Regions from separate parts of the Mus musculus genome. Here regions 1, 2, 3, 4, 5 and 6 are each linked to region 7. A link is a loop called in an ENCODE intact Hi-C map of the cell type or tissue named here. Cell type or tissue: left cerebral cortex. All regions are shown on one strand. Region 1 has its middle 32 kb from the start of Fabp6. Region 2 has its middle 12 kb from the start of Fabp6. Region 3 has its middle 26 kb from the start of C1qtnf2. Region 4 holds the start of Ttc1 (tetratricopeptide repeat domain 1). Region 5 has its middle 25 kb from the start of Fabp6. Region 6 has its middle 20 kb from the start of C1qtnf2. Region 7 holds the start of Pwwp2a (PWWP domain containing 2A).

Region 1 (4,000 bases), 47 kb before region 7:
ACAACAACAACAACAAAAGTGACTACAGTATAGTCGGCTGTGATGGCAGACATGCAATCCCAGAACCTCAGAGGCAGAGACAGGAGGATTGACGCAAGTGTAAGGCCAGCTTGGTCAATAAAACATTTTGGATCAGCTGGTGCCACATAGTGAAACCCAATTTCAACAAAAGGGATGTGTGTGTATATTTAATATAAATATTACACATAGTAAGATCCTTCTGACAGAACTTAGTTGTCCTGAATTCCCTCCCTGGAAATCTCTTTTTTTACTGGGTTTGGGATCAACTCCATGTTAGACAAAGACCTTTACCACTGGCCTAAACTCAAGAGCCTCTGCTGCCTAAATTCTAGGGTTATGGTCATACACCGTCATACCTGGCTTCGGGAAATTTATCAGACATGGAAGGAGGAGGAGGTTGACACTATTCCCAGACAGCCTAGCTCCTGCTCATCTCGGGGCTACTCCAAGACTCGTTCCATGGAAGACTTGTGTGACGACTCAGCCTTTGTTCCCTACACACCTCCTTGTCTTCTTGCCAGCTCTCCTTCAGAGGCTGAACGCCCCTGCTCCTCTCCGTAGCTTTCCATGCTGTCAGTTACCTGAGTATGGAATTAAATGTAGGATTCCCCTGTTGCTCTGCCTGTGTCTGCTTAACGCTCAGCTCAGCTTAGCCAAGGAACCTAGCAGGGAAGGGTTGTCATTTTCCACTTGCCTACCCCACCACAGTAGCTGCTCAGACACTTGCTTCTAACTTCCCCCTTCTTCTCTTCCCCTGCTTAAAATATTGGCAACTCCTTCCTCCTTCTTCTGCTTGCAACTGTGTAGGCTAAAAAGCAAAACAGACACTAAAGCACAGTCACTTCCTACGGGGCTTAAAATAACATCTTCATCCTGGCCTTCCAGCCGCCCTGTCTGGCTTATCTGGGTTTATCTGTTTTCTTCAGCCCTTGGTCACAGGCCGCTCCTGGCTATTGTTCACTCCCTTCCAGTCTCCAGTCTCCTCCCTTTACCTGAATCTCCCTGGTTCTTCATTCAATTGTCTGCTTATCTCCAGTCTTCCGCCTGGAGGATAAACCACCTAAGACCAGGAACCCCCTCTGACTTGTTCCTGGCTGTGGCCCCCAAACCTCAAACATTGCAGCCCTGCACCCCACCCCCACCCCCCCCACACACACAAACACACGTATGGGCTCTTGGGTGGATGAAAGAATCCATCGATCTTTCACAAGTCGGGCTCTGTTCTAAGCAATTTACCTGTGCCACCTGACAGAATCCTGAGGGGATGAGCTGCTATTTATGCAGGGGTAGACCTGGTCAAGGTCACACAGCTAGGAAGGTTGTACTGAAACCAGCCTGCTCCTCTAAGACTACATGGGCATTACTGTGGGCAGCTGAGCTCTATAGAGAACTCCCACATTGTGTGCATGAATGAATGAGTGAGCCGATTATACACACCTGCACAGAGTAGCCCGCTGGAATAAGCAACCTTTCCCGATCCAAGCATCTCTATGGGATCTTCTGGCAGGGGGTAGGGAGGAGGGTGTGTGTGTCCGCTTTTGACATTTGGAAAGGCACAACACCCACTAAAGCTGATCTGTACACTAAGTACTGGATTCAGAGGGTCTGTGGCTTTCTTTTCTGCCCCGTGCTTCCAGCACCACTAGCTGCCCAGGCCTGGGGATGGGCGATGGGGTGGGGATGGGGGGGCAGCACCCAAGGAACATTGTATCCTGGTAGCTGTAGGCTCTCTTCAGGGTGGCTCTGCTATCTTGTGAGAGTCCTATCTCTCTGGCTAGCTGCCATTCGCCTGGCAGCCCTAATGTCTTATCTCATCCATCATCGGGCTACACTCATCCAAGCTGGATCTCCGAATGAGACATGTGTGCCGAAGATGGAATGGCCTGGAGCCCTGGAGGGAATCGAACCCACTGTAAAGGAGGCCGGAGAGGACCAGAACTGCAGGCCTGATGTCTGAGTGGATCCCTCTCCGCTGAGGAGGGCCCACAGAGAGAGAAGGGGAGGGCAGGGCAAAGGATGGACGGAGGAGAAAAAGGAAAAGCGGCTGGGGCAGAGGAATAGAGGTGTAGGGTGTTGGTTTCCTATTGCAATTGAAATGTAGACTCCTCTGGTGCCCCGCCAGCTTCAGCACACCCCTGCCCCGCCCCCACCCTCACCCTCCACCAAGCTGACAGCCTAGGAAAGCAGGCAGGTTAGGGAGGTGATTTATTGCAGGCTCTGCTCCTTCTAACACCAGGCTCCTTGGCCTGGCTTCCCTCACCCTCACCCCAGCACTTCCGCGTAGGAACCGCCTGGGAAAGTCTGAGCTTCTCCCCGCCTAGCTGCCGCGGTGCCTGGTTTGCTTTCCATCCCAGCCTCTAGGGAGAGGAATTTGTGCTGTCGCCCCTCCCCCACAACCGTTCTGCTGAAAGTCAAGATGTAGGACTCAGGCTCCCCAGAGATTTTCTAGTCCAGCCCTCGGATTTTGTTTTGCTTTTTAATCTAAACAATTAAAAAATAATAATAATTGCCAACCTTAAACTGAAATAGATTGCCCTTAAAAACTGTTTTTCTGCCGGGCGTGGTGCCGCACGCCTTTAATCCCAGCACTTGGGAGGCAGAGGCAGAGGCAGGCGGATTTCTGAGTTCCAGGACAGCCAGGGCTACACAGAGCAACCCTGTCTCAAAACACAACCCCCCCCCATTGTTTTTCTGATGCTGGGTAGTGATGGAGCACACTTTTAACTCCAGTACTGAGGAGGCAGAGGCAGGAGGATCTCTCTGAGTTTGAGGCCAGTCTGGTCTACAGATCGAGTTCCAGGTCAGCCAGGGCTACACAGAGAAACCCTGCCTCCAAACCAAAACCAAACCAAACCAAACCAACAACAACAATAACAGAAGAATGAAAGAAAACAAGTACAGAAAAGAATCAAGTAACTGGATGCCCTGCTATGACCTAGCCTTGAAATCCACATTGTTATTTCCACTTTCGTCGTTGGTCTAAATGACTAACTAGCTGCTCAAATCCAACAGGGACATCAATGCCTGCTCCTGAATTTTTTTTTTTTTTTTCCGAGACAGGGTTTCTCTGTGTAGTCCTGGCTGACCTGGAACTCACTTTGTAGACCAGGCTGGCCTCGAACTCAGAAATCCGCCTGCCTCTGCCTCCCGAGTGCTGGGATTAAAGGCGTGCGCCACCACGCCTGGCTCTCCTGAATTATTTTTAATTAATTAATTATGCATTGTGTGGCTTGGGCACCGCGTTGCCAATGTGGAGGTCAGAGGACAGCTTACAGGAGTGTTCTCACCTTCTCCCATGGGTGCCTAGGGATGGGACTGAGGCTTTCAGGCCTGGTGAGTTGGTAAGTAATACTTTTCTTCACTGAGCTGCCTCTCTCTCTCTCTCTCTCTCTCTCTCTCTCACACACACACACACACACACACACTTTTGGCACCAGGTTTTAAAACTACTCCAGCACGAATATAAACTGAAAAGTCAGGTTTTCCTTCGACCCGATTCCTCCAGGGCCTGATTCCAGTCCCTAGCAGCAAACCCAACCTATGTCCTCTATGGCTTTTTAGATAGAATACATGCCCACCAGTACCACAGAGACACGAGAACTATAGAAGCACAAACCATACTCTGTACTCTGGTTGTTCAACTCCTGTTCCAGCCGCCAGAACCCAAGTACATTGAAGCAATGGATTCCCTTGGATTTGAGGTCCAGCCCTTGCCACAGCTCTCTGCAATGTAACCCAAGAGTCAAGGGTTCTAGTTCAGTAGCATCCAGGGCCTCCTGGATCTCACTCTCTGAATCCAGACACCAAATAGTCTGAAGAGCAAAACTACCCATGAAAACACACAGGCAAACCCAGAGCCAGGTGTGCTGTGGGATGCCTGTAATCCCCAGGCTGAGGAAAGAACTGGGTACAAGCAAGCTCTAGGGAACCCTGGGCTTCATAGAAAGACCCTGTTGACAAGAAGGGAAGGAGGGAGAGA
Region 2 (4,000 bases), 68 kb before region 7:
GGGGAGGAAGGGAGGACAAGGGAGGGAAGGGGAAGGGAGGGAAAAAAGTGATACAATGGTCATTGGGGGCAGGGGAGATTTGATCCTGGTGAGGAGAAAAAGGGGATTTATCTTCATTTCTGAGACAGGGTCTCTTGTAGCCAGGCTAGCCTCGAACTTTCTGTGTAGCCAAGGTTGGCCCTGTTCCACCTCCTTAATACTAGGGTTGTAGGAGTGCACCACCATGCCTGACTTTGAGTATTCTGTTATGTGAGTAAAATGGTAGCTGGAAAGGTCACTGTTTTATTTCTATCTCTGAGAGTCTGTCTGTAGGCTCAATCCCCTCAGACAGAACAACTAGGTCAGAGGTCACTAGCAGAGCTTCTCTGTGAGGGTTCCACCAGTGCGCCCCTTACCCCTACCTCAACAGTGTTTGAAACCATCTCTTCCTTCCTACCACCCGAGCTGCAAGTGGGGAGACATTAGCATGGTCAGAAGGTTTTTGTTGTTGTTGTTTTTAGAGACAGGGTTTCTCTGTATAGCCCTGGCTGTCCTGGAACTCACTTTGTAGACCAGGCTGGTCTCGAACTCAGAAATCTGCCTGCCTCTGCCTCTGCCTCCCGAGTGCCCTTCATTGTTTAAGGCTTTTCTGACTAACGCGTTGGTGGACGTCATCTTCTTTAGAGAGTTTGCTAAGCTTTTGGATTCGGCTAGCTCTTCTGTTCCCCAACCGCAGAGGCACAGCAGTATCTGTCAGTCTGGGAACATTGCTCTCTCCTCTCTTATATAACCAAGTTGAGGATGCTCAGGTTGACATTAATAATGTATCCCAGACAGACTTGTGCTTCTCTAGGACGTCCCAGAGAAGTCTATGGCACAAAGACAGATAATGTCCCTAAGGAACTAAGGACGGGAGTTCCTGTGGCTTTGCCTGGCACAGAGACCGCTCCCCAAAGAAGAGACCAGAGTGCACATCCTGTTTCCAGTGCTCTCTACCCAAAAGAGTTTCTGCCTGAGAGTCAAAAGATAGGGGTATGGTTCCAGTTCTACCTTAGCTGGTCATGGGCCTATAGACTAACCCCAGGCACAGGTATAAGCATTCACAGCCCTAATACATCATGCTCAGAGGTTAAGAGACCTGTCCAGGCTCATTTAACAGCAGTATTTGAACCTGTTTAGCACCACGTTTCCACTTTGGGCTGGAGCCTTAGTTTATCCTTCAGTGAGATAAAGCAGCCTTATTTTCCCTCATCTTCTGTCTCGGAAAGAGAGATGTTGGGTCGGTGCTCAGTCAGACAGCCAAGTGGCTGTGGGTAGGGTTGTGGAGCCCCAGGGTTAAGTGGAGCAAGTCTCCCTTTCCGTTTCCCCTAGGCAGGCCTCCCAGGAAGCATCACTGTCCTTCTGGCTTAAGGGAAATTGTTATGCTGTGAGCACTCAAGTGAGCAGGTCGATTCCATGTCTGTCTTTCTGTGTCACACTGGCACGGATCCCAGGATGGGGCCAACCTATATGTGCTGACAGAGACTGAGGAGAAGGGCTGAGGGTAAAGTAGAAGAGGAAAACCCTGGAGAGAGGAGAGACAGAGGAAGAAAGGCCTCAGAAACAAAGACAGCACGCCTCCCAGGCAGCTGGCAGCCCTGGAGACAGATACTGTGAGTTGGAGCGCCCCCTAGTGATCACCTTCATATAACCTGACCAGGGAGATTCAGGATAAGAGTACCAGGCACTAGCCCAGAAAAGCCAGCCTCGTAATAGCAACAACCGGATCCCCACAAAAGAGCCACGGAGATGGCTGCAAAGAGGAAAGTGCTCTTCTAAGTATCACGTGGAAAGTGTAAAGAGTCCCCAAGCATCTTCAGCCCGGACATGCTTCTCTTTTGCCTCAAAGACTTCTTGCCTCCTCCACACACATACCACTGTCTTCATCACTTGACTGTGACCAGGTCACACACACCACAGAGCAAGACATGCCAATATTGCCAATGGCATGCAGAGCCAACACACCAAAGATCTCTGGAGACCACCGAGGAAGTCCTTGTTCATTTGTCTACTCAATAAACACATGTTAAGTGTCTAATGTGTGTGCCAAACTGTAGGCCCTTATGGGTACAGCAAAGATAGGCCACAGCTAGGTTATAGAGATAGGGAGGGGCCACCCTGGGCTATGCAGAAACTTCCTGTCAGACCTTGTCCAAACGGAAGGATGAGGAAGGAGCCAGTATGTCGGTATTAACCAGTAACCCTAGAACACAGGAGGAATCAGTAGTTCACGGTTGACCTTGGCTCTATACTGAGTTTGAGGCCTTACTGGGCTAAATGAAACTCCCCCAAAAGAAAGTGGTGATGTGTCCCTGTAACCCAGCATTTATGAGACAGAGGCAGAACGATTAGTTCTGCTAAATTTGGCCATATAACAAGAGCCAGATCATGAAATAAAAAGGCTGGGAATGGCCTCAGTGGGTAGATAACTTACCCAGCATGCCCAGGGCCAAGCCTGGGTCCCCAGTAAGAAGGAGGAGTGTATAATGGGTGGTGTACTGATACTTGAAAACGTCATTTTCAGACAGGGAGGGAAAGAGGGAAGAAGCTGGTCTGACACGGCATGTCTGTGTAGACGCCATGTGATGTGTAGTGGATGCAGAGTGAGGATAAGCAGGGGGGTTCAGGCAAAGGTTCAGCTTGCGCAGAAGCTGGGGCAGCGGGAGCGTAGCGTTCCGCGTGCATAGGTGGAGGCAAAGCCTGTGTGGCTAGAGCGTGGTGGCCAAAGGAAAATGAGATTAGCTACAGTGACAGGAGGGTAGACTGCGTGGACAGGGCAGCTGAGACCAGGTCGGTCCTCAGACAGCTTTGATCACGGGGATATCATTCCTAGATTTATACAGACTGGTTGATTTATTGACTGACTCGGGGTTTCACGTAAGGCCCCGGTTGGCCTGGAACTCACTATGTAGCAGGCTGACCTTGAACTTCAGGACAGTCTTGCCTGTGTTTCCCAAGGACTGGTTTTCAAGGCCCGAGTCACCACGTTTGACTGAAGCCCAGGTTGAACTTGTACTCACTATGTAGGTCTCCAGGTCTGATTATTTAGTTGTTATGGTTTTGTTTCACTTTTTGTTTGTTTTAGTTTTTTCAAAACAGCATTTCTCTGTGTAGCTGTGGCTGCTCTGCAGCTTCCTTTGTAGCTCAGGCTGGCCTCAAACTCGGAGATCCGCTGCCTCTGCCTCCCTGCTGAAATAAAGGCCTGTACCACCACCACCTGGCTTTGTTACTCTTTTTTTTTTTTTAAGATTTATTTATTTATTATCTATAAGTACACTGTAGCTGTCTTCATACACACCAGAAGAGGGCATCAGATCTCATCACAGATGATTGTGAGCCACCATGTGGTTGCTGGGATTTGAACTCAGGACCTCTGGAAGAACAGTCAGTGCTCTTAACAGCTGAGGCATCTCTCCAGCCCCTTTGTTACTCTTAAAAAACTTATTTGTTACTTGTTTTTGGCTGTACTTAAACTTAGAAGTAGAAACTTTTAGTGAGATACATTGCATCTCTTGGCAGTCTGTGCCTAGTGTTTTCCTTTGGCTTCCTTCATTCTCTTGGCCAAAAGCTTAGCATATTCTACAGCTGCCTCCTCCTCCTCCTCTTCCTCGTTTTTCTCAGTGTGTCATTCCTTCCGTGGAGTAATAGACCAGTACTTGTGTTACAGAATAGGTAGCGTGACAAAACACTGAACTATGAGTGCTTTGGTCCTGGGCTTCTTCACTTCTTTGTTTAAGGGCTTTCTGATTAACATATTGAGGACGTCATCATCTATCTATCTATCTATCTATCTATCTATCTATCTATCTATCTATCTAATGTATGAGTGTTCTGCTGCACGCATATCCACAGGCCAGAAGAGGGCATCAGATCCCCTTTAAGATGGTTGTAAGCCACCATGTGGTTGCTGGGAATTGAACTCCGGACCTCTGGAAGAGCAGCCAATGCTCTTAACCAATCACTAAGCCATCTCACCTGCCCA
Region 3 (4,000 bases), 180 kb before region 7:
AAAGTCAGAGCTGGTATTCCTTGGCTTTCAGGGGCCCCCAATAGCTGCTGGAGAACCATACAGAGAAGTTGGAATGGGGGGGGGGTTGCCCACAGGCCCTCGACAAGCCAGGACTGCGTGCTCCCAAACTCCCGGACGTCTGGGCTTCTCAAGGAGTAGGGAGCAGAGTAGGGGCACGGGCTGAGACAGCGTGGAGCTCGGGGCTGGGGAGTAAAGGGGAGCTCTGCTTAGCTCGGTGGTGATTGTCTTAGCCTGGCTGCTGTTGTGGCTAGAAGCACAGAGAGACCTTCTGCTGGAGGCTTAGGCTACAGCTCAGTAGTCGAATGCCTTCTCCGTGACTCCTCACTGCGAATTTTGATGTAAGAGACAGTTCATGGTTCTGAACGGTTTATTGACTGTTCATCTTAGCAGATGGATGCATTTGGTACCATACCAACTTCTCAGGGTGGAGCGAAGATTAAATACCTTTTGCAGGGAGAAATGTGTGGAAAGGGAAGCTTATTGGCTAAACCCTCAGGGCCTCTAGGTACCTCATTAGCATGGAGAACGCTGCATGGCCAGGAATTTGGCAGGGAGCAGGGAGCTATCTAAATCTCGGGTATGTGATGTGGATGCCCTAGTCCTCATGGCTGCAGTGTAACTCTTACCCACTGGACCACCCCTTTGGCTCCCTGTTTAATTATTTCACCTTAATTTTTATTTATTATTCATGTGAATATATGTGTGCACACATGAATATTCTGTTGAGGTGCATGCTACAGAGAACATAGGGAGATCAGAGGATAACTCTGTGGACTAGGCTCTCTCCTTCCACCATTGCTTGAGTTTGAGAAGTCGCCAGGCTTGATCAGCAAGCAGGGATTACCCGCTGAGCCTGGCTATATGTAAGGGCCTGGTTATGTGTAAGGGCCTGGTTATGTGTAAGGGCCTGGTTATGTGTAAGGGCCTGGTTATGTGTAAGGGCCTGGTTATGTGTAAGGGCCTGGTTATGTGTAAGGGCCTGGTTATGTGTAAGGGCCTGGTTATGTGTAAGGGCCTGGTTATGTGTAAGGGCCTGGTTATGTGTAAGGGCCTGGTTATGTGTAAGGGCCTGGTTATGTGTAAGGGCCTGGTTATGTGTAAGGGCCTGGTTATGTGTAAGGGCCTGGTTATGTGTAAGGGCCTGGTTATGTGTAAGGGTCTGGTTATGTGTAAGGGCCTGGTTATGTGTAAGGGCCTGGTTATGTGTAAGGGCCTGGTTATGTGTAAACAGAGCCTCTTGTGGCTTTTGTTACTGCAGAGTCTGGATGGGAGCTGCAGCCCTTAAAGAGCACCCAATACAGGCGTGCTTGCTGATGTGGCTGCCTGAGACAGAGAAGCCAGAAGAACTCATGATTGGTGGTGAATGAGAGCTCTAGTTGCAAAAGCAGCTACGCCTAGAATCCTCACTCCTAGAAGGAGGCTGAGGCAGGAGGATTGCTGTGAGTCGAGGACCAGCCTGGGCTGCAAGAGTGAGATCCTATCTCAAAATTAATTAACTTAGGAGTCAAGGGTTTTGTCTTAGTCAGGGTTTTACTGCTGTGAACAGACACCATAACCAAGGCAAGTCTTATAAAAACAACATTTAATTGGGGCTGGCTTACAGGTTCAGAGGTTCAGTCCATTATCATCAAGGTGGGAACATGGCAGTATCCAGGCAGGCATGGCGCAGGCAGAGCTGAGAGTTCTACATCTTCATCCAAAGGCTACTATTGGAAGACTGACTTCCAGGCAACTGGGATGAGAGTCTTAAGCACACACCCACAGTGACACATCTACTCCAACCAGGTCACACCTATACCAACAAGGCCACACCTCCAAATGGTGCCACTCCCTGCTCCAAGAATATACAAACCACCACAGGTTTTAAAGCAGGCTCCACACATATTCAGTGTAGGATATGAGCAAATTTACCCAAATGCTTAGTTTTATAGCTTTACAGTTGGTAAAAGGTGGGCAGAAAAGCTACCAGTGACAGAACACACACACACACACACACACACACACACACACACTCACTCACAGTCACACACATACACACACTCACACACATACACTCACACACACTCACACACACATAGACACATACCTTCACACATATGCACTCACATACATAGATATACACACACACAACTCCAATTAAATCCCATCAAATACTTCCTTTACTCATTGCAATTTCCAGTAATAATAACAGTTCTAGAAAATAGATAATGAAAAATCCACCCTGAGTCATACGCTTCCTCACCTGTTTCCTGGCTCCTAGCTAGAGAAATCAGCAAGAGGCATATTCTCTCTCTCTCTTTCCCTCTCTCTCTCTGTCTCTCCTCCAACCCTGTGTGTGTGTGTGTGTGTGTGTGTGTGTGTGTGTGTGTGTGTGTGTGTGTGTGTGTGTGTTTTGTCCTTTGATATTATTCTTCCTATAAACCAGCTTGTGTCAGCGCCTGAAAGTCTATTGTCAAATTTTCAGGAATTTCAATAGCTGGCGTTAAACACAGCCATTATTGAAAATAACCTTTGTCTTTGTTCTGTGTGTGTTTGTTTGTTTGTTTGTTTGTTTGTTTGTTGAGTCCTAGGGATGAACTCAGAGACTCTAACAGGGTAGAGAAAGCCCTCCTCCACTGAGACATACTCCTGCTCTGTCTTTTCCAACTTGCTTCTGTGGTATTTATCTCCAGAACGGGCCAGTCTTCCTTATTATCCCGAATAATAAATATAGGGGTGGCAGATGGTTCAGTGGGGAGGACCAGAATTTGGATCTGCTGCAGTCACACAAAAGCCAGGCAGGCATGGCAACTATGTGTGATCCCAGCATTCGGAGGCAGAGACAAGGATCCCTGAGCAAGCTGACTCTGTTATGCAGACTGAGCTGTGAGCCTTGGGGTCGGTCAGAGTCCTAGTTTCAATAAAATAAAGTGGACCGTGATCAAGAAAGACACCCCGTTAGGGAACCTGTGGCTACACACACACACACACACACACACACACACACACACACGTATATGTATGTGTATGTGTATGTGTATGTGTGTGTGTGTGTGTATGTGAATGTGAACGTGTACGTGTACGTGTACGTGTACGTGTACGTGTACGTGTACGTGTACGTGTACGTGTACGTGTACGTGTATATGTATATGTATATGTATATGTATATGTATATGTATATGTATATATACCTCTGCAGAACTATTAGGGAGTTAATATTAAGAAGTTAACTTATTATAGGACTGCAGAGATGGCTTATGATCTTCCAGAAGATGTGAGTTTGATTCCTGGCTTTCACATTTGACAGTTCATATCAATTCAAACACTAGCTCCAGGGGATCCAATGCCTTCTTCCAACTTTGGGGACACCCACACTCACATATATAAAAATAAGTCTTTAAAAAATACAGCTTCTTATAAAAGATTCAGGTCCCTAAACCCTGACCTTCCCTCCGCACCCTCTCACTGTGTAAAGATCTCAGCTTTGTGTGTATGTGCACATCTTCCCTAGCCCAGCGCCATCACATTGGTAATTTAAAATCAGCTTATAGCAGTTGTATTTACACCTGCAGGTAAATATTCAGAGTGGAAATGTATCCCTTCCCCTCACAAATGGGTTACTATTTACCATTCCATCCCTGCCTAACCACGAATCCTTCCCAGCTTCTCATTCCCTGATACTCTCCAAGAGTTTGTCAAGTACAAGTTACAAGTTAGACGTCCATAAGCAAGAAGGTTTGTAACTTAACTTCTAGCCTTGTTAAAAATGACCTCAGACTGGATCGCAGATGCAAATACAAACCACTAAGCTGGAAAACAGTGTAATCGCTGTAAGACCTGGCTAAGCAGAGAGCTCTTACCCTTGACACCAAAGCACAGACGATGGAGAATTGATAAGTTGGACTTCACCAAAAATTATAAAAAAAAAAAAAAAAACATATACTTTGTGACTCTTACTTAAAAAGAGAAGATGTACCAAGGTGTGATTCAATGGTTAAGT
Region 4 (4,000 bases), 67 kb after region 7:
GTGGGTAGGGGAGTGGGTGGGGGAGCGTGTGGAGGACTTTTGGGATAGCATTGGAAATAAATGAAATAAATACCCAATAAAAAAAATATGGAAAAAAAAAACCCTTCTGTCTTTCACACCTAAACAAACTTCTACATATAACCCCGCCAAACACAGCTTGACTTTCTTTGACTGGGGAGTCATTATTTTTATTTATTTGTTTTATAAGTATTATTGGTTTTTTTGTTTTGTTTTGTTTTCTAGACAGGGTTTCTCTGTGTAGCCCTGGCTATCCTGGAACTCACTTTGTAGACCAGGCTGGCCTCGAACTCAGAAATCTGCCTGCCTCTGCCTCCTGAGTGCTGAGATTAAAGGAGTGCACCACCATGCCCGGCTTGTTTTTTTTTGTTTGTTTGTTTTTGTTTTTTGAGACAGGGTTTCTCTGTGTGACCCTGGCTGTTCTGGAACTTGTTTTGTTCATCAGGCTGGCCTTGATCTCAGAGATCCACCCTCCTCTGTCTCCCCATTGCTGGATTAAAGGAGTATGGATCATGCCTGTCCAAGGAAGTCATTTTAAAAACAGGATATCACCAATTGTGGTGGCCCATTCCTGCAGTCTCATCATTGGGGAGATGTAGTTAGAAAGATCAGAAGTTCAAGGCCATCCTTGGTTACACAGCAAATGTGAGGCTAGCCTGGGCTATGAGACCCTGTATTAGGCCCCTCCCCAGCCCCAAACTAGAGTATAATAAACTCACACTCAATGCCAATTATCATTTTAACTGATAGTCTTGCTGATCAAATATGGTATCAGACTTATACCAAGACTAACATCCCCACTTCCCACTGGTGTTGGAGACCGAATCTCAGACTTTGTGGTACATGTAAGCCATTTAAACAACTGAACCACACCCTCGATCCATACCCTAAATGAAAAGACTGATTTTAATGTGACTTTTCCACGTCCGGCAGCTTGCTGGATGGCACAAATTAGACAGAATCCAAAACAGCTGCAGGGGAAAAAAAAAGAAAGAAAGAAAGAAAGAAAGAAAGAAAGAGTTCTAATCTTTGTTCAGAATAAATGACCAAGTTGTCAACAGGAAACAATGAAGTCCGAATGGGACACTATCGCCACCGGGAGCCGAAGAATAAGTTTCTTATGGAGCCCAAGATGGCATCTGTGCCCAAATCGTGCTTATCATCGTAAGCAAATGCAAGCGGTATAGCTTAGGTAGCTAATTCTGGAAGGGGAGCCTTTGCGCAGATGTTTTCACAGGCATCCTCCAGGGACTCAGAACTCAGCCTTGGAAGAGCCGGTTCTCAACTCTCGCTGCGCAACCCTGCTGCCCAGATCCTGACAATATTGGTCTGCAGTCAGGTCAGAGCATCTCTGTTTTTTTAAAGTGACTCTGATGATTTTACGTTCATCCTATTAACCACTGCTGCTCTAGAAGCTGAGTCAGAACCTCTGCGGTGCCTGCCACCCCTCTGGTCGCAGCAAAACCACGCCAATGACCCAGTGTCGCGTTAAAGTCCGAATTCGTCCTAGCCTGTTAAAAGGAAAAGTTAAAAGGGAGGGTCAGGACTCGCAGGCTTCGCTTTTACTCGAGTGTCGCGTCCCTCCCGGCTATGAGTCAAGGTTAGAAAAGCCCCTCCCCGCGCGACCCCGCGCCTGTCCCAGGCCACAGTCCTCACCGAACGCCGCGAGACCCACGATGGGCTTCACAACCTCCCAGCTCCTCTCTCCACCGCTCCTGCCTCCGAGTCCTTCTACTTCCTCCTGAGTCAGGTGCACTTCCGGCCGCGCTGGCCAATGGCGCCATTGCTGGCAAAGCATTCTGGGAAATGTAGTGGCCAACTCGAAGAGAGTGAGCGGAAGTAGCTGTGTGACGTCACTGTACGGCTCAGTACTATGAGCCTCAGCTGTCATCTTGAGTTATGTCAAATCCTGCCAATTAGCACAAAGTAATTTTTCAAACGCGACTACTTGTGGCTTTAAAAACGTCTTTATTCTGGCGTCCCTCATGTTAGGAATGTGCATAAGAACCCGAAAACATCCTTCGTCCCTAAATAAACATTTCTTTCCAGTAGTTTCCAAAGTGCCTTTCAAGAGCTCTGTTAGGAGAGTAACAGTTTTCAAAACAGTAAATATTACACACTTTTTCCACTCATTTTCTCATGACTGTACAGCGCTTTCCAGAGGTTGTCTTCTGATATAGTGCAACAGAAGGAATACAAAAAGGGGTGAATTATTCTAGCTGTTAGGCAAGTCCGTCTATTTGTGAGCTAGACCTCCAGGCCTTCACCTGTCCTGTATTAAATCAGAGATTTGCAAAAAATTGAAACAATGCCATTCTTCTTGTGACAGGATAGCAAAGATGGAGAAAATTAAAAAGACATCGGAAAGGAAAGTAGCCTTTCATCAAGACTGGTTAAGTCTCTCCTAGGCTCAGTCATGAATTCCCACAAGGGGCTAGGAAGCATGACTTAGCAATTGAGAGCAATGACTGCACTTTCAGAGGACCAGGGTTCAATCCCCAGTACTCACATAGCAGCTTACCACAACTTTAACTCCAGTTCCAGGGCATTTAAGATCCTCTTCTGAACTTCATGGCCACCAGGCACACACATGGTAAACAGGCATACATGTAAACAAACACTCATGCACACCAGAAGAGTTAATTAGATAACAGTAAAGTTAAAAAAATTCCATAGAGTTATACAAAATTTCATAGACAGAAATACTGTTCCTTTGATTTATTTGTTTTTAAATGTAGATACTTTAAGAATTAACACAGAAGCTAGGCAGTGGTGTCACTTGCCTTTAATCCCAGCACATGGGAGGCAGAGGCAGGCAGATTTCTGAGTTGAGGCCAGCCTTGTCTAAAGAGTGAGTTCGAGGACAGCCGGAGCTATACAGAATTATTAAAAAAAAAAAAGATTTAACACTGAAATGAAACATAAGACATACCCATACCGCTGGGCTGTGGTGGCGCACGCCTTTAATCCCAGCACTTGGGAGGCAGAGGCAGGGGGATTTCTGAGTTCGAGGCCAGACTGGTCTACAAAGTGAGTTCCAGGACAGCCAGGGCTAAACAGAGAAACCCTGTCTCGAAAAACAAAACAAAACAAGACATACTCATACCCAGTGAAGCATGAGCCATATTTCTGACTCGTAATTTTCTGACAAATAAGGTTGTGAGATTGTGAGGGGCTAGGGAGATGAGAGATGACTTAGTGTGACAATAAGGCACTTGCCAGCAAGCTTGCTGACCAGAGTCTGATCTCCAGGAACATGTGGTAGAAGGAGAGAACTAGCCCCTGAATGTTGTCTTCTCATCCACACCTATATGTCATTCACACACCTTTATCCACCTCTCTCTATCTCTCCCTTTCCTGATAAATACTAATACTCAACAAAAGAAATGAAAAGTATACGATTCTGGTGTTATTTTCCATAGTTGTTTATGTAATTTGGTTCACTTGAAAAGATGAACTAATAGCAGGAGTTTTTCTTAAAATTTTGAGTAAATATTTACCGTGATAAAAGCATTGAAAAAGTATACCACGTATACCACATCCTTTATTGTTTGTTTGTTTGTTTGTTTTGTTTTTTTTTGTCAAACAGGGTTTCTCTGTATAGCCCTGGCTGTCCTGGAACTCACTCTGCAGGCCAGGCTGACCTCGAACTCAGAAATCTGCGTGCCTCTGCTTCCCAAGTGCTGGGATTAAAGGCGTGTGCCACCACTGCCCCATTTTCAAATCTCTTAAACAGTGTAACTTTAAAATCCACCAGAACAGGTATAATGGGTATAATCTCAGTGCTTGGGAGGTGGAGGCAGTAAGATCACAGAACTTTGTGGCCAGACTGGGTAGGTAGTCTGGGCGTAGTGAGTTCTAGGTCAGCTACGTCTAGAAAGTGAATAGCCATCTGAAATGCTAGCAAAAATGTATTTATATATTAGCTACCAACATCCCCCACCCCCCACGGGCCTGCTGTAATCCCAGCTATTTCCTTGAA
Region 5 (4,000 bases), 54 kb before region 7:
TGGGGCTGCATCATTTCTAATCTCATTTATCCAAGATAACTGAGGTAGGGCATCGTAGGAATTAATACACGTGGCTGTCTCTTCATAAATGGTAACGAATTGGGGCAAACCTGGCCTGGTAGCGCCTGTCTGTAATCCTAGCACTCAGAAGGCTGAGGCCAGTGGACTGCCAATAGGTCAAGGCCAGCCCAAACTACATAGCAAGAACCCATTTTGGAAAAAAGAAAAACAGGCAAAGAAAAAGAGTAAGTGTGGGGCCAAGGTCACCATGCTATCCCCCAAGTCGCCATATTCTGCTGAGGATGTATACAGCAAAACCCAGCAACAAAACAGCATTGTGCACCCAACCAGCTGTGGCCAGACTTCATCCCGCCTGCAGGATATCAGAGCCTTTGGAAGGTGATTTTGCTGTCTGCATATTTTGTTTGCTTTCAGATGACATTGCCAGGTGAGGTGGAGCCCATGGTAATCCCAGCATTTAAAAAGTGGAGGCAAGGGCCGGGTGTGGTGGCACACGCCTTTAATCCCAGCACTCATGAGGCAGAGGCAGGAGGATTTCTGAGTTCAAGGCCATCCTGGTCTACAGAGTGAGTTCCAGGACAACCAAGGCTACACAGAGAAACCCTGACTCGAAAAACAAAACTAAACAAACAAACCAAAAAAAAAAAAAGTGGAGGCAAGATCGGGAGTTAATGGTCACTCTGCCTGTGTGAGACCTGTCTCAAAAAGTCTAAACTAAGGGGGCTGGGAATTGGTGGCCTGGAAAGAAGGCCCGATGGTTAAGAGCACTGTCTACTCTTCCAGAGGACTCTGGTTCAAGTCCCAAGACCCGCATGGCTGCTTACAACGGTTCTAGGGGATTCCACACCCTCTCTGGCCTCAATGAGCACTACATGCATATGGTGCACAAGACATACATGCAGGCAAAACACCCATACAATTAAAAAAAATTTTTTTTTTAAATTAAGGGGCTAGAGAGATAGCTCAGTAGTTAAGAGCACTTGTTTTCTTGCAGAGGCCCCAGAATCAGTTCCAAATACCACATGGTAGCACACAACCATCTTAACTCCAGTTCCAGAAGATCTGATGCCCTTTTCTGACCTGCATAGGCACCAGGCACACGAGTGGAAGAATTATATAAATACATGCAGATAAAAACTCATACACATAAAATAAATCTTAAAAAAAATTTTTTTTTAAGTCACAATTAAGAAAATATTTAGATGTAGCTTCCACAGACGAGTGTTGTGGGGATATAGCCACATTTACTCCTTTATATTTTACCTCGCTGCTTCTGTTATAGCGAACGACAGGGCCAAGTCGTCAGGAAGAGAGCTGCAACAACAAGCAAAGCCCAAAACATGTTTTCTCCAGCCTCTGAGAGCACAGGGTTGAGAGCCTCTGCCCCAAACTACACCTGCCCACTGTAAGAAGAAGGTTTGAGATAACCCAGGGACCACCGGAGGCTCCGGAAAACGGAAGTTTCTAAGGCAGACCAAGAAGGATGTGGCGGATTGCTTCAATTAGAGAGGACCTTGGAGGAACTCAAGGCCAGTTCTGCCCTCTCCCTTTAAGTAAGAGTAGCTAAGGCTCCTTCAGAGAGTAGAGACAGCACATCGGAGGCCGCCCAGAAGGTGGAGAGCAGCAGGGTTTGATGCTGCTTCCTCCTTAGCTGGGGAGTCACAGACCTAAGCTGGGAGTCCTAATGTGGAATCAGGCTGTACCTTGGACCCCAGCAGCCTCATTTGTTCAGCTGTGATTTCTCCAAGCGAAAGAGGGGCGGTGCCTGCAAAGTCAGCCTCCTCCCTTTCATCCTTTCCGCTCTTGGCACAGCACCCACTTTGACTCTGGAGCTAAACCCTCCGTTTCTGCAGTCAGCCTGTTACCTAGGCACAGGGATTTTTTTTTTTTTTCCTTCAAAGCACAAAAGACACACTCTGAGTCTCGAAAGCAACATCTGATCTGCTTTGAGTAGATAAAGAAAAGCGGAGAACCAGCTGGAGGGCAGCTTCAGACCCTCCACACTCTATGGCTGCTTTCCTCGGCTACATCCTGGCCTCCCACCTGCTGGGATCCAGCAGAGTCCAGACTGTTTCTTTCTTGAGTGCTACCCCGGAGGAATTCTGGACGCTGCTTCTGGGGACCTGGGGGGCGGGGTATGGCGGAAATAGTTGGAGAAGCCTAGCCCTGGTTCTCTGGTTTGTAATCTCAGGACCACAGCCTGCTCTACATACTGATTCTGAGACATTGTCTCAGAATAAACAAAACAACAACTGAGAAGTGTTTTTAAGCGAGAGGATGGGAGCCGGTTCCCCCAAGGCTCCCGCATTACTCAGCACCTCCAGTTAGATCTGAATACTGGCTCTACCCTCACAAACCATCCTTCCAGGGTGTCCTCAGGCGCTCATAGATCCTCAGCAAACGCCTACTGGATCCTCCCTTCTCTCTGGTTGGATCTTCCTTGGCCTGAATCGTCCTCTCCCCTTCCTGTTCTGAACTCGGTGCCAGTCCTCTCGAGCCCCAGATCTTGTCAAAGAAAACAGGCTTTTTTTCCTCCCCTACGAACATTGTACTATTTGTGCCTCTATCTGGAAAGCTCAATGTCACATTCCCTAGGCCCAAGGAAAGCACTTTATTTTCACTGTCATAAAAATAGGAGACAAAGATGGTGCCCTACAGATCAGCGATTAAAATGTCTCTGATGCCTCTAACGCAGGCTCAGAACCAAGTGCCCATAGCCTCTGGGACAGTTCCAGACCTTAACCCCTTCTTTGCCCTTTGAAGTTCAAGCCCCTCCCTGTCAGCAGCGTCCCCAATTCCGCCCCCACCCCCGCTCCCTCGTGTTCCTGATGCGGCCTGAAAATGTCTTCTTTACTGTCCTCTCTTGACTACGTCCTTTCCCTATGACAGCTAGGGGAGCACAGAATAGACGCTGCTGGAGGTGAGCAGATCTGAGGGATGCTGTTCTGCCCAGGACTCTGGGATATCTATGAAGCACTGTCAAATGCTGTTGAGAAAGTTAGCTTTAAGTCCTAATCCTAAATACCATATGATTTTGTTGTTTCATGAGTGAGCCATCCAGAAGCAAGCTGTTCGGGCCATGGAATGGTAGCTGAGCAGGCTGGTGTTTTGTTAACTTGACAGAAGCCAGAGTAATTCAAGGAAAGAAAACCACCGTCGGGAAAATTCCCCTCTATAGATTAGCCTGTAGGCAAGCCAATGGTCCATTTTCATAGATTAGTGATTGATGTGAGAGGGTCGTCCATTGTGGGCGGTGCCACAGCTGGGCAGGTGATTCTGGGTGCATAAAGAGAGAAACTGAGGCAGCCATAGGGAGCATGCTATGCAGTATCCAGCACTCCTCCATGGCCGCTACGTCCCGGCCCTGCTTGACTGAATTCCTGCTTTGACTTCTCTCAGTGATGGACTATTAACCGGAAGTGTCAGGTGAACTAAACCTTTTCCTCCTCCCTAAGCTATTTTTGACCAGGGTTTTATCACAGAGATAGAAACCCTAACTAAGCCAGAGTGAGCAACAGTCGCCTGAGAAGCCCCTTCCTGGCAGGGGCCAGGGCTCGCAGCTTGGCAGGTCTGGTCACTTTCCACTTACTCTGAGACCCCTCTAGCTGCAGGGACCACTGCAATGAAACCTCCCTGCTCCAGAAGGTGCTGCTCTGCCACAACCACACCAGACAACCCTGTAGGCCCTCCAGGAAGATAAGCCTGAAGAACTCTAGGTGACCTTTGACCCTTTGGTTTCAAGCTGGGAGAAGTATCTCCTCGGTACCTCAGCAAGAAGCCTGTGATTGACCAATCAGGATCCAAGCTGGGGATGTAGCTCAGTTGGCACAGTTATTGTCTAGCATTCATGATGCCCTGGGTTTGAGTCCCAGCAACACATGAATCCAGATACAACAGCTCATGGCAATTCTAGCGTTGCAGAAGCAGAGGTGGGAGGATCAAACTTCGGGGTTAGCCTTGGCTACATGTTGAGTTCCAG
Region 6 (4,000 bases), 190 kb before region 7:
CTCTCATAGCTCTCTGAGATTCCTTCAACCAGGACACAGCTACTCCTCTGCTTCCGTTGGGATTGCGTTTAAAACACAATAAGTTTTAAAATATTGCTCAGTTAAAGATACATTCAAAAGTGAGCATTGGGGCCCAGCCACATGGCACACAGAAGAGCAATTGTTCACCCTGACAGGTTGCCTACTGTCACTGTTGCAAAAGCCAATGTCCTACACAGGGACAGTGAGGGGAAAGATCAAAATTCCAGGCAGTTCCTGCTGAACGTGTGTTATATTTATACCTTCCAAAGTCAAAAATCCGTAGGTCAAAGAATTGTAAATCAGAGCCCATGAGTGCACAGAGGAGCTGGGCTCTGAAGCAGGACACAGGGCAACAGGAGAACCTGAAAGGAATGTTCTTCGAGCAAAATGACCTGGTCGCCGGTACAAATGCCCTCTCTACACAGGGAAGAGCTGGGTGCTCTTTAGGAACTGACTGAAGCCAGAAGAATTGGGCAGTTAAGAAGAAGAGACTTGAGACTTGTGAGGGTGGAAGATCACAAAGACCCTCATAATCATGTTCCTTCCTATTAGAAAGCTGCTTTAGCTTCTGCCTGTAACTCCAGCATTCTGCTGGCTGAGGCAGGAGGATTGCATTGAGTTCAAAGCCAGTCTGGGCTAAGGGTGAAACTTTCTCAAGAAAAAAGAAAAAGAGTATTAATTTACCAGTATGCAGAGGGAGTATGACATTACAATGGGGTAATCCTGAGCCTCCTCAGAATGTAAGCGCTGTTCATCAAGGACCCAGGCTTTTTATTATTATTTGCTGGCCCACTGCTCGGTCGGTGATGAAGAGCAGGGTTTCACTGCGTGCCTGGTGGCAGGAATGAATAGCACTGAGATGAGTCTACCCTGGTCAGGTGTTTTCAGAATACAGGGCTAAAGAAGCCTCCATGCCAGAATGCGGTAAGCCCATGATCAACGCTTAGAGATTTTCCTATCTGATAGGGTCAAACATTCAAGCAGCTTGCGCTCACTGCCCCCTGGTGGATACTCATGGAACAACAGGTAGGGCATGGGCTGGTCCTGGGAAGCGTGGGCCCAGTGCTAACAAAATAAGGTTTATTTAATCATTCTCACTGAGTCCACCACAAATGCAATGGGGTGGGTAAGTGTCTAGAAACCAGGCAGTACTCTGTGGCCCAAACAGATCAACAGGTGGGCAGGGGTTCTGCCCGGGGTCCCCGCAGAAGGGTCAGCCTCTGAGATGGACTGGCACCTTCATTTGTAAACAGTTTTTTCTTTTCCTTTCTCTAAAAAAAAAATTTTTTTTAAACCAGGCATGATGATGAGAATCCCAGCACTCAGGAGGCAGAGGCAGGTGAATCTCTGTGAGTTGGAGGATAGCCTGATCTACATAACAAATGCCAGGCTAGCTAGGGCTACATGGTAAGACCCTCGTTCCTAGTCCTGTCTGTGGCTTCTTGAATGCCTTGAGAAGCTGGGCCTGTTTGCGGTCTTCCCTTTATGTAGGTACTGAAGAAGACCTAGAACTTGGTGAGCCTTTAATCCAAAGGCTCTCTCTCCTTCAATACACTCTTTGAAAAGCAGCTTCCCGCCTCACGGTTTTCGAGACAGGGTTTCTCTGTGCAGTCCTGCTGTCCTGGAACTTGCTCTGTCAACTGGGCTGGCCTGGAACTCAAAGAAGTCCGCCTGCTGGGATTAAGGCCTGTGCCACCAGACCCCAGTTCAGTGCATTCTTTGAAGGGCAGCTACCCCCTTCTGAAGCAGCCTGGAGAACCCCACCTCTGATCATGACAGTGCAGAGAGCTTCCAGCCCACACTGACAGACAGACCTTAGGTCTCCCCTGGCAAGTGCGTGTTGTACTCCGTTTACATAAGGGCTTTTCCTCTGCAGGTTGATGATCAAAATTATGGCAGGGGAGAAGTCTGACACCCATCTCAGACACAAATTTTAAAAGATGACCAAAGACTCAATAATATATACAGATAATATTTTAATAGAGAATGTTAGTAAATCAAGATTAATACAAAAACAAAGAGCAAAAGTCAAAGTTGGGATTGACAGGGCTGGAATTAGGGTGAGGTAAAGGAGAGACAGTGCGGGGGTGGGGGCGAGTCGGTTCTACAAGTACAGAATGCATCAAAGTTACATTGGAGGCTTGACAACCACCCCCCCAGCCTCCCCAGCTCCCCAGCCCCCCAGCCCCAACCCACTCTCTCCTATCCCCACCCCACTCTTCACCCCCACCATAATAGGAAGAAACGGCTTCCGGGCTGCATGTAATTCTTACTTGTGCCACTAGAGGGAGCACACCTACCGCACAAACCTCCAATAAGCCACAGGGGGCTGGAAAAACCAGCAGGCCTCTGCAGCAGACAGTTTCCTAGCCTCAGAGCCCAAGACAAAAGGGAGAGTCTCAGGCCAGGGTTCTAGGGTGGCTGTGATCTTGTGCTGGGAAAAAAGAAAAAGAAAGAAAAGGAATAAAATCAGTCTCACCTTTTCCAGACATCTGCACTTGGGACAGAGTTTTGAGCTCCCTGTTTGTGTCAGAGACCAGCCTGAGATGGGGCAGGAGTACCAGCTCTTGTTAAGCAAGAACGGGGTCCAGTCCTGAGTGTCTTGGGGTCCCCTGTGTGGTTTGGGTGATAACGTTTGTGACTTCAGCAAAATGAACGGCTGGGCCAGAAGATCTCAGGACCAATGTAGGCATCAAATGTTGATCTCTCTCTCTCTTCAAAGCAGTCAGGAAAGGACGACAACACACGCACAATGAGTAGCATTGCTGAGGGAATCAGCCAGCGTCTAAATCTCCACACTCAGGCCTCTGCTTCTACTGAAGACGTGTGTGTGTGTGTGTGTGTGTGTGTGTGTGTGTGTGTGTGTGTACACGCATGCACACACTGAGGCCAGAGAAAAATAGCGGGTGTCCTGATTTACCATTTCTCATCTTATTCCCTTGAGTCCGAATCTGTCACTGAACTTGGATCTCTGCTGATGACTGACAATCCCCAGCAATCCTCCTGTCTCTGTCCCCAATAGAACTAGAGTGACAGACTTGTGTTCATGCATGCCAGGCTTGTATGTGAGTTTGGGGAAAATCTGTATTTAGGGCCTTTTCTGCCCCTAACCTGCTTTTCTGGCCAATGCTTTTACACACTGAGCCATCTTCCCACCCCTCAGTGAAGACTTCTGTTATAACAAATCACTGTCAAATCTCCTGAGCTACACTAGAAATGGCGGCAACGTTTACTGAACACTGGCAGCAGGCCGCCTTTGATGTGTGCGGACTGCTCCACAGTTCACACTATTGTCAGCAGCTTCCAAGACCACCAACCTCACTTCATAGACACGGGGAAGCAGAGACCACAGATAGGGGGCCCCTGTGAGCAGGTCTGTCTACCCCATGCTTCCCAGCGGGAGGAGCCTGATAAACCAGAACTGTCTAGGCTTTGACAAGTTTCTGAGTAGGATAGAGTTGGTTCCGAGGGGGTCTCAGGTCAGACCTTTGAAGCCATTTGGTACCACAACCTACCCAGGCTTTCAGAGCAGTGGCTCGCCTCTCCTTGGGACCCTCTGATTCCATAGTCTGAGAGTCACAGACCCAGCTCCTTGCACATGGGTCTGATGACAGGAGACCCTACGTTAGTGTAGCTCCCTCACTCTTCAAGAGCTATACCCTTTCCCTGCTGTAGAAACAGAAGCCTAAAAAGAACTTTCCAGAAAAGGCCACAGATAGCTCAGGGAAAATGCCACACCCTCCCCCACCCCACATTTAAGACATTCTTCATCTACTTCCTAATTTTTTCCCCTCACATTAGTGCTAATTTAAAGACAAGATCAGAGCTGATGCCGTCATCACCACAGCCAGCTTCTTGTGTCTGCCTCACACAGAATCTTCCCGCTGAGGCTGGCAACCCTCCAGCATGGTTTCCTAGGGTGAGTCATTTACTACACAAGCAGAGCTGCACATGGAGGTCTCTGAGATCAAAGACTAAG
Region 7 (4,000 bases):
CAGGACCCAACTCTTATTTTCCTCCCTGTGGGAGATTATACAGTGTGAGAATTCAGGGTGTCATGGCTCCATAGACTATATGTTATTGTTTAATTAGCTGATTGTGGTGAACTATAGATGTAGAGTCATAATGAAAATTCTGTAAGGCAAGACCTGTGTATGTCTAATGTAAGCATAACGTAATCCCCGTAAGAGATGTTTTTGGCTTTCTTACTCTGTCTAGGTATCAAAACCAATGCGTGTGCATGTTAGCAAGCACAGTTTGTTTGCTTGTTTGTTGAGGAAGGCCCAGTTTTTTCATTTGTAAAGAGAGTTAAAACATATTAGTGTGCTTTAAAAGCTGATTACTAAGATACAGTCTCATTACGATAGATGCCCTAATTGGTTGTCTTAGTCAGGGTTTCTATTCCTGCACAAACATGACCAAGAAGCACTTGGGGAGGAAAGGGTTTATTCAGCTTACTCTTCCACATTGCTGTTCATCACCAAAGGAAGTCAGGACTGGAACTCAAGCAGGTCAGGAAGCAGGAGCTGATGCAGAGGCCATGGAGGGATGTTCTTCACTGGCTTGCTTCCACTGGCTTTTTCAGCCTGCTCTCTTATAGAACCAAGACTACCAGCCCAGAGATGGCCCCACCCACAAGGGGCCTTTCCCCCTTGATCACTAATTGAGAAAATGCCTTACAGTTGTATCTCATGGAGGCATTTCCCCAACTGAAGCTCCTTTCTCTGTGATAATAACTCCAGCCTGTGTCAAGTTGACACAAAACTAGCCAGTACACTGGTCTAGAACTTGCTATATAAACCAAGATGGCCTTGAACTGAGATCCATTTGTCTCTGTCTCCTTCACTAAAAACATGCACCATCATGCCTGGTTATTTTCACTACTTTTAGCTATTCATCTCTGTATGTCTGGGAGTAGGTTTGTGCACAAGGTAGCTAGAGGAGGGCATTGAATCCCCTGGAGTGCTGGAACCAACTATGATTCTCTGCAATAGAAGCACATGGTCCTCACTGCTGAGCCATTGCTCTAGACCCCCAGAACACAGGACTTCAAATGAGAGGGTTTGGGAAAGTCAGTGGTACACAGTGGTCTCTAAACAAACTCCATTTTCCCTGTGGCTGTAAAGGGAGATTCTGAATTCTCCTTGACTGGCATCTTCTATTGGACTTTTACTTTCCTGAGAACTGCTAAGCTTGAAATAGACAGAACGTTGGCTAATATTTGCTTATTGTCATTTTGTCTTTTCTATAAAAAAATACCTGGACTTATGACCGTGTAATTTATTAGCTAAACAACATTAGAAACCTTTTTGTCTCAGTTTTCAAATAAAATGGGTATAATAGCACTTGTCGAATTGCAAGGACCATGTAAGATTGTACTAGATATTGATATATAGTATTCAATTAATCTTTGACATTTCATTCTTCCCTCCACGTTGGTAAATATCTTCTTTCTCTTTTGTAGGTGTTTTCAGTGCCTCTGATTGCTCCTATTAGAAAGGACTGACTGAGGAACAATCTGCAAGAAATGAGTACAGTGGCTCCTTCTAGACTTAACAGATTTCAAATAGAATTGGTCTTTAAACGCAACACTTGGGAGGCAGAGAGAAGGAGGCCGATCTCTGTGAGTTCCAGGCAAGCCAGAAGTACATAGGGAGACGCTGTTTCAAAACAAAAACCCAAACCACAAAAACAAGGACCTTAGGACACTGGAGGGCTCCCCTAGCCCTCATCTTTTCTTTCTTGGGATGGGATCTCAGTTTGCAGTTGAGTCTATCCTGAAACTGTATTAAGTCTGGACTAGAATTTTGCCATTTCTGCCTGTGCCTCCCAAGAGCTGCCCCACCGGCAACTATGCCTAGATTTCTTTCTTTCTTTCTTTCTTTCTTTCTTTCTTTCTTTCTTTCTTTCTTTCTTTCTTCCTTCCTTCCTTCCTTCCTTCCTTTCTTTCTTTCTTTCTTTCTTTCTTTCTTTCTGCACACGGCAAGGAAGAGGGTAAGGAAAGAAAAGGCTTCAATAGTGAACTCTTTCCGTGGATCTAAGGACTACAGTCAATTTAGCATGCCAGTTGTCTGTCTTCTCGTTAGAATTTTCCTTTTTTGAAATTAGCAGGTTCCTAGAGTTTAGTCCTTTATATTTTAAAGAGTGAAACCAAGGAAAACACCGCTTGTGTGTATGCGGGAGCTCCTGTCATGTGGTCATGGAGAATGTCTTGTACATCGCCCTGTTTCCAGCACCTCGTAATCTGACTAGTGAATAGGCACCCAAAAAGTGTCTCAGGATTATTTTCGGAACTTTAGTTATCTTTCCCAACAGAAGCCTGTTGTGCCCACACTTGGCCACAAGCAAATCCAAGCCTAGAAATAACATTTATTCTAAGGATCTCTGCGCAAAGATTCTTGGGAAGTGGTTCCCTTTCTGCATTCTCCCGCTATTCCCCCCTTGGGGAGTCTTTGAAAGAACTGGCACGACTCGCGTTTTCTTCCCTTCTCCCACCTCCGAAGAACGGGCCGAGTAAGGGCAGGGGCATAAACCAATCCTAAAGCGGTATTTCCCCTACTAACCAATAGATACAGGCTGTAAGCACAGGGCGCCGCTTTTGCCATCCTTCAGCCCGCCCCTCAAACTCCTTTTAGATTCTCCACTTGACAACTCACCTGACCAATGGGAAGTTCCTACTCTGAGGGAGGGGGCGGGACTCAGCCCGCGACAGACGGCTCCTTCTGACCAATGGGTTGACAGAAGTGCGGAAGGGGGTGGAAGGCGGAGCCAATGGCGCGGTGCCAATCACGAGCATCAGGGAAAGGGCGGGACGAGAGTGTTAGCGGGAGGGAGGGGAAGGCCTCGGGATCCCAGCCGCGCTGCCGCCGCCGCCGCCGCAGCCCGAGTAGGAGGAGGGAGAAACCAGCGAGAAAATGGCGGCCGTGGCTGCTGAGGCGGCGGCGACCGCGGCGTCCCCCGGGGAAGGGGGCGCCGGCGAGGCCGAGCCGGAGCTAGAGCCCATTCCCGGCAGCGAAGCCGGCACCCCCCTCCCGGTCACGGCCACGGAGGCGGCGGTGCCGGACGGCGAGGCCGACGGGCGCCAGTCCGCCCCTCAGGCCGACGAGCAGCCGCTGCCGCCACCGCCGCCGCCGCCGCCGCCGGGGGAGCTGGCCGATAGCTCCGAGGCTGAGGAGGCGAAGCCGCCCGAGCCCGCGGCTGTCCCGGTCTCGCCGCCCGAGCAGCCTCCGGCCGCCCCCGAGCAGCCCGAGGACGCGCCGCGGCCGCCACCAGCTCCGGCGCTCGTGCCGCCGGCGGGCGGGGACTCGGCGGTGTCGCACCTCATCCCCGGCTCGGAGGTGCGGGTCACGCTGGACCACATCATCGAGGACGCGCTCGTCGTGTCGTTCCGCCTCGGGGAGAAGCTCTTCTCCGGGGTCCTCATGGACCTATCCAAAAGGTACCGTCGGCCCCCCAACTGCAAGCTGTCCGCTCCGCCGCGAGGGAGAGCGCGAACCCGAGCTGCTCCCGCCCCGCCCTCGGGTCCTGCGCGCCGCGCCGCTCTCCGCGTGGGGCGCGCTCCGCGTGGGGCCGACGCGCGCGGCCCCGGCCCCAGGTGTGCAGCTGGGGACGCGCGCGGGTGCAGATGGCTGGCACACCCCGCCTCCGCATCCCCAGCCCCCTGCGACCCTCTGGCTTGCGCACTGGGGCAGATGGGTTAATGCAAAATGCAGATGGATCCCCTAGAGAAACGGGTGCTGTGGGGGGGGGGGGGGGGGAAGAGGTGCTGCGGAGGCATCTCCCTGTCCTCAAATCAACCTTTAACTTTAGCGGGGCTGAAGAAAGGGGTGTGTGCTTTGGGCTTCCCAAAAGGTTACCTGTCAGTTGTTAAAAGAGGAAGAGCCTAGAGTTAATGAACCCTTTTTTAACTGTTATTAAGAACTGCTGGAAATAGTTTCTCGGAGGATCACTCTTTAATAAGGAGGTACCTTTTGCTAATTTTACTTATAGCTTAAA

What was found. A loop is a pair of places that touch in the nucleus more often than their neighbours do. Peaks named below come from ENCODE experiments on the same cell type or tissue, not always from the same donor. Only the 100,000 strongest peaks of a DNase experiment are listed, where the experiment ranks them.
Region 1: it touches region 7 in a loop (2.5-fold over the local background); 9 of 42 quality-filtered maps call a loop at or near these places.
Region 2: it touches region 7 in a loop (6-fold over the local background); 9 of 42 quality-filtered maps call a loop at or near these places.
Region 3: a loop joins it to region 7, with 6 times the contacts of the local background. A loop is called at or near these places in 5 of 42 quality-filtered maps.
Region 4: it touches region 7 in a loop (2.4-fold over the local background); 7 of 42 quality-filtered maps call a loop at or near these places.
Region 5: a loop joins it to region 7, with 4 times the contacts of the local background. A loop is called at or near these places in 10 of 42 quality-filtered maps.
Region 6: a loop joins it to region 7, with 8 times the contacts of the local background. A loop is called at or near these places in 5 of 42 quality-filtered maps.

What each region holds. Positions count from the first base shown.
Region 1 is chr11:43,631,955-43,635,954 of GRCm38, forward strand. No RefSeq gene overlaps it. Among named protein-coding and RNA genes, the nearest start is that of Fabp6, 32 kb to the left of the region's middle. In left cerebral cortex, a CTCF peak has its summit at 2,384; DNase peaks (open chromatin) are centred at 830, 1,402 and 2,383; H3K27ac peaks cover 2,376 bases.
Region 2 is chr11:43,611,646-43,615,645 of GRCm38, forward strand. It overlaps the pseudogene Gm12149. Among named protein-coding and RNA genes, the nearest start is that of Fabp6, 12 kb to the left of the region's middle. In left cerebral cortex, CTCF peaks have their summits at 1,643 (motif pointing left) and 3,313 (motif pointing right); a DNase peak (open chromatin) is centred at 1,645.
Region 3 is chr11:43,498,685-43,502,684 of GRCm38, forward strand. No RefSeq gene overlaps it. Among named protein-coding and RNA genes, the nearest start is that of C1qtnf2, 26 kb to the left of the region's middle. In left cerebral cortex, no CTCF peak of the experiment used is centred here; no DNase peak of the experiment used is centred here.
Region 4 is chr11:43,746,248-43,750,247 of GRCm38, forward strand. It overlaps Ttc1 (tetratricopeptide repeat domain 1), which reads right to left and starts at 1,761. Exons shown (of 8, transcript NM_133795.2): 1 at 1,675-1,761. In left cerebral cortex, no CTCF peak of the experiment used is centred here; a DNase peak (open chromatin) is centred at 1,810; H3K4me3 peaks cover 1,369 bases; H3K27ac peaks cover 654 bases.
Region 5 is chr11:43,624,680-43,628,679 of GRCm38, forward strand. No RefSeq gene overlaps it. Among named protein-coding and RNA genes, the nearest start is that of Fabp6, 25 kb to the left of the region's middle. In left cerebral cortex, no CTCF peak of the experiment used is centred here; DNase peaks (open chromatin) are centred at 1,866, 2,079 and 2,419; H3K4me3 peaks cover 908 bases; H3K27ac peaks cover 1,848 bases.
Region 6 is chr11:43,491,859-43,495,858 of GRCm38, forward strand. No RefSeq gene overlaps it. Among named protein-coding and RNA genes, the nearest start is that of C1qtnf2, 20 kb to the left of the region's middle. In left cerebral cortex, CTCF peaks have their summits at 1,036 (motif pointing left), 2,324 (motif pointing right) and 3,370; DNase peaks (open chromatin) are centred at 1,029, 2,324 and 3,919.
Region 7 is chr11:43,679,174-43,683,173 of GRCm38, forward strand. Pwwp2a (PWWP domain containing 2A) reads left to right here and starts at 2,825. Exons shown (of 2, transcript NM_027557.1): 1 at 2,825-3,443. The coding sequence starts at 2,920. It overlaps Gm34963 (a long non-coding RNA gene), which reads right to left and starts at 2,891. Exons shown (of 2, transcript XR_388594.3): 1 at 2,662-2,891. In left cerebral cortex, CTCF peaks have their summits at 2,345 and 3,513; DNase peaks (open chromatin) are centred at 1,678, 2,651 and 3,420; H3K4me3 peaks cover 1,835 bases; H3K27ac peaks cover 997 bases.